Linked DNA regions of Homo sapiens: region 1 is linked to region 2. A link is a loop called in an ENCODE intact Hi-C map of the cell type or tissue named here. Cell type or tissue: heart right ventricle. All regions are shown on one strand. Region 1 overlaps SETD2 (SET domain containing 2, histone lysine methyltransferase). Region 2 overlaps NBEAL2 (neurobeachin like 2).

Region 1 (2,500 bases), 150 kb before region 2:
TCTATCAGTCATACTTTCCTAGTTTCCTTAGCAGGACTTTGGTGTTTCCAGATCTTCTCAGTCATTTTTCACTGTAGTGACTCGTTGATTTAATTTATTCACTTAAAAATTTTGTTTAATACATTACAGTTTATTCTGTAATAGATATTTGTAATAAATTTTCTCAACCCTAATATTCATTGTTCCATGAGCATTGTCAGGTTTTGGATGGAAGCAGGATGGCCAGCCTGGGTTTGAGAATCAAAAGTTGACCAGCTTCTCTGTCCATAAATCTATTACGTGGCTCTGCTGGAGCCTCTCTGAACCTATCCTGGTTAAGAGGCTGCTCAATTTGCTAATTGTTCTTTGCTCAGTTTCTTAAAAAAGTTGACTAGCTTCATTTCTGTTAATTCTTCCAAGAGTACCGTAGAGTACTTGATTTTGTAATACACTAAGAACTATTATTGTAAAACCCTGAGAGATAGTTTATATTGGAAACTAAGCCATTTACACCTAAGTCACTGAAATCAGGTTAGAATGTTTTTCTGACAGAAAAAAAAAACAACAAAAACAAAAAAACACTTTTTTATGTGTGTGTGAGACAGGGTCTCACTCTGTCACCCAGGCTGGAGTGCAGTGGCACAATCTTGGCTCACTGCAACCTCTGCCTCTGAGGCTCAAGCGATCCTCCCACCTCAGTGTCCTGAGTAGATAGGACTACAGGTGCACACTACCACACCCGGCTAATTTTTGTATTTTTTGAAGAGATGGGGTTTGCCATGCTGCCCAGGCTGGTTTTCTGACCTCAAGTGATCCACCCACCTCAGTCTCCCAAAGTGCTGGGATTACAGGTGTGAGCCACTGCGCCTGTCAGAAAACACTTTTTATTTTGAAAAAATTTTAAACTTTCAGGAAAGTTGCAAGAATAGCACAGTGAATTCCCATAATGTACTTTTAACCTAGATTAACCAGTAATTGGAATTTTGCCACGTTTGTATTACCTTTCTATATTTTAAAAAAAGTTTTATTTACTTTTGGCAGAACCTTTTGAGAGTAAATTGCAGGCATCATGATCTTTCTTTCCTAAATATCTGATAGTGTTACCTAAGAACAAGTATTGTCTTAGATAATCAATATACAGTAATCAAATTCAGACATTTTAACATTTGTAACCCTACTATTACCTGATATGTAATTTATACATTTTGCCAGTTGTCCCAAAGATGTCTTTTTTTTTCAATCTAGTATTACACATTGCATTTAATTGTCATGTCTCTTAGTCTTTTTCAATCTCTGAGGATAACTTTAAATTTGTTTTGGAAGTACTTTATTACTATGTACTAACCATGAATGTGATATTTTAAAAACAATAACAGGGTCTGATAGTATGTTTAAGATTTTTTTTTTTTTGAGATGGAGTCTTGCTCTGTCGCCCAGGCTGGAGTGCGGTGGTGCGATCTCGGCTCACTGCAAGCTCCGCCTCCTGGGCTCACGCCATTCTCCTGCCTCAGCCTCCGGAGTAGCTGGGACTACAGGCGCCCGCCACCACGCCCAGCTAATTTTTTGTATTTTTTTAGTAGAGATGGGTTTCACCATGTTAGCCAGGATGGTCTCGATCTCCTGACCTTGTGATCCGTCCGTCTCAGCCTCCCAAAGTGTTGGGATTACAGGCCTGAGCCACCGCGCCCGGCCAATGTTTTGTTTTTTTAATTACCACAACAATAAATGCTTATTGCAAAAGGGTCAGACAATACAAATGTTTATAGAAGAAAAAGTAAAAATCCTCCCTGAGTATCTCTTCTCTGCTCCACCTCTCCAAATACCATATCCAAGAACTTAATGTATTTTTCGAGATCTTTTCCTTTTTTTGGTTTTTATTTTTTTACACAAATGGAGTCATATTACTGTATGTATTTTTCTGCCTTTTTCCTACATTCTGTATTTGTTTCCATTTACATATAAGATATGCTTATCTTTCTTTCTTTCTTTCTTTTTGATATGGAGTCTCGCTCTCTTGCCCAGGCTGGAGTGCAGTGGCACAATCTCGGCTCACTGCAACCTTTGCCTCCTGGATTCAAGCGATTCTCCTGCCTCAGCCTCCCAAGTAGCTGGGACTACAGGCGCGCACCACCACGCCCAGCTAATTTTTATATTTTTAGTAGAGACGGGGTTTCACCATGTTGGCCAGGATGGTCTCCATTTTTTGACCTCATGATCCGCCCTCCTTGGCCTCCCAAAGTGCTGGGATAACAGGTGTGAGCCATCGCGCCTGGCCAAGACGTGCTTATTTTTTTAAATAGTTGAACAATATTCTGTAGTATGGATGTACCATGTTAAGTTGTTTGATTTTCTTAAGATGTCTGGTTAGTATATTAGGCAGTTTAAAAGAGCCTTAGGGCATATTGTGCTACGTGGAAGGTGTCTCTTTCCAAATGTATTTCTCCACAGAGTGAGTTTTTCTGGTTATGATGGTGTTTGGGGGATTTTGTTTAGAGTTTTTTAAAAAATCTGTACTTATTTC
Region 2 (2,500 bases):
TAGTTGATCCTGCTTCATCCAGAAATTCAGAGAGGGCCTGAGACTCAAAGGATAGGACCGCTCAGTCCTACCTGGATCCTATAGGGCTGAATCTGCTGGGACCCACTTCCTGAGGTTTGGGGAAGAGAAGCTCCTCGTCTAGACTAAGGAGAGCTTGCCTGGAGAAGGAATGGAGGAGACATCCGGGAAGGCCCTCCAGCTCCCCAGTATCCACCACCACATATTGGGTACCGATCTATCCCACACCATGTGCCCATGTGTATGGCTAAATCAGCAACCCAGTGCTGTGGCCAAGTGGGTGCGACCTGGTAGCCCTTGCCACATATGGGTGTGTACCTTTGTGTCACTTACATTAAGGGGCCCTGCAGGATCCTGGATAGTGGATGGGCCTGTGACCAGGACGCAGCAGCAGACAGGCCTGGCTTCCGCCCAGCCTACTCTGAGCAGCGGGACTGGAACCCCTCCCGCCTCCCACCTGTCTCCAGGCCCACGAATACGCACACACAATGCAACCACCCCGCACACCCACACTACCCCTGACTTCTCACGCACACGCCGACACCAGCACATACAACACCCGCAGGATCGCGAGTCTGGAGATGGGGGACAGAGAGGCAGCCCCCGGCTCCCTCCGCTCAGCAAGGGCTCTGCCCCCAACTCCTCATGACCAGTGGCCGCCAGGATGGATCCACTCAGCAGGGCAGGACCGAGCCCTCCGGGAAGACAACGTGGACTCTCTGGGGTGGTTCTGGCCCCCCACCCCCAACCCCGAGACCACAGCGGCGCCACAGGGCGGCCCAAGAAGTAGGCAAGACAATGAGGTGGCAGGGCCGAGCTGGAGGGGCGCGGCCTCGGGTGTTGTCGCCCCTGCCCGGCGAAGGAATGCAAACGCGCCTGCGGGGCGCCTGGCCGGGTTGCGGTTGTGGACGAATGGCGTGCGAAGGCGACCCCATGAAGAGATCGTGGGGAAACCACAAGCCGGGGCGAGATGTGGGGCAGGGGCTACACTGCCGGGTAAACTGAGGCCCCAGTTCAGCGACGGCCACGCGGAGGGGGGGCGAGTGGGCCCAGAGGGGGTCACGGGCCAGGGGAACGCGAGCCAGGCCAGACTCAGACGGCGACCCTGGGACGGTGGCCATGGCAGGCCGAGACGCTGCGCGCGAACGCACACTCGGAGACGGAGCAGCTACAAAACTAGGCCTGGTTTATTGCCGAGAAGGGAGAACCGGGGCCGCCGTTAGGAATTAAGGCCACAGGCGGCCCTCGTGCTTTGACGAAACAGCGACTTGGAAGCCGGGGAACCCCGCCCCAGACTGTGCAAAAAGTGCTGCTGCGGCCGCAGACGCCAGTGCTGGCCCTCAGGGCGGCCCCTCAGCCGGCGAGGGGCGGGACTTCCGCCCGCCAATCCCTGAGGGGGTAACATCGCCCGCCAATCCCTGAGCTGGGCAGGGTGGGCCCCGCTCACCCCCCTGGGCTGCCCACCCCGGGGTGTTCCCGCCGACTTCTGGGCGGGGCCTCCCGGGCCAGGCCTGCCGGGGGCGGGGCCCGAGCAGCCGGACTGGCCAGGTTCAGCGCGCCTCAGTAGGGTTGTATTCCGTCTCTCCCGAGGACACCTGGGAGATGCGCCGCGAGGACCGCCACAGCTTCCGCGCGAACTGGCTGCTGCGCACCTGGTGGGCGTAAGGGTTGAGTAGGATCAGCTGGGATCGCCGCGCCACGCCCCGCCCCGTTCGAGGGGCCTCCCCACCCCCGCCCCATCCTCACCTCAGAGGGCTGCCCCGCGACCACCACGATGAGCTTGCCATCCTCCAGGCCCACCAGCACGTGGCTGCGCTCCTTGGTCACGGCCACGCTGCGGATGGCCACCTTCATGGGCAAGGGAGGCGCGGCCGGGAGCAGTCTGGAAGGGAGAGGGGATATACACCAACTTGCGACTGCAAGGGGGCTTTGCGACCAGCAGATATCCCTTATCCCATATACCCTCTCTGTCCTCATTTTAAGGATGGTTAAATTGAAATTCTTATACACAAAGAAATCTCCCACAACTGTGGCTAAGCGGAGGCCCAGGGCAAGACCTCCCCATGGGAAGATGAAGGGACAGGTAACAAACCTTGAAATATGTGCCCACAAACATGTATGGTGTGTGGGTTCCTAGGGCCTTTATCCTACACCAATGACCACCACCTTCAGGGGCCATGAACCCATAAATGGGGGGCTTACGTGTTTAGTTGGAGGATGTGCAGGGCGCACTGGGCGGTGCCCAGCAACACAAAGTCCTCTGTCACCGTCAGGGCTGTAGGCTGCTCTGCCAGGGGCAGTGAAGCCCGCAACTTCCCATTGACTGAATACAGGTGCAAGGAGTAGGTGACCTGGAGGAAGCAGGGAGTGTCAGCAAGGACAGGATCCCAACTGCCCCTCCATCTTTGCTGGGCACCCCTTCCCCATACCTGGGCCCCAGGACGTTCCCACGCTGAGCTCTGTACCACAATCTGGCCTTCGG

The links. Hi-C counts contacts between places; a loop is a spot of excess contacts. Peaks named below come from ENCODE experiments on the same cell type or tissue, not always from the same donor. Only the 100,000 strongest peaks of a DNase experiment are listed, where the experiment ranks them.
Region 1: a loop joins it to region 2, with 2.0 times the contacts of the local background. A loop is called at or near these places in 15 of 110 quality-filtered maps.

Annotation. Positions count from the first base shown.
Region 1 is chr3:47,153,883-47,156,382 of GRCh38, reverse strand. All of the region lies in intron 1 of SETD2 (SET domain containing 2, histone lysine methyltransferase), which reads left to right. Among named protein-coding and RNA genes, the nearest start is that of SETD2, 9.0 kb to the left of the region's middle. In heart right ventricle, no CTCF peak of the experiment used is centred here; no DNase peak of the experiment used is centred here.
Region 2 is chr3:47,008,389-47,010,888 of GRCh38, reverse strand. NBEAL2 (neurobeachin like 2) reads right to left here. Exons shown (of 54, transcript NM_015175.3): 51 at 2,448-2,500; 52 at 2,221-2,369; 53 at 1,765-1,900; 54 at 1,188-1,670. The coding sequence ends at 1,569. Among named protein-coding and RNA genes, the nearest start is that of NBEAL2, 30 kb to the right of the region's middle. RefSeq lists enhancers at 36-832, 833-1,630 and a silencer at 1,260-1,769. In heart right ventricle, no CTCF peak of the experiment used is centred here; a DNase peak (open chromatin) is centred at 1,418; H3K4me3 peaks cover 1,695 bases; H3K27ac peaks cover 1,907 bases.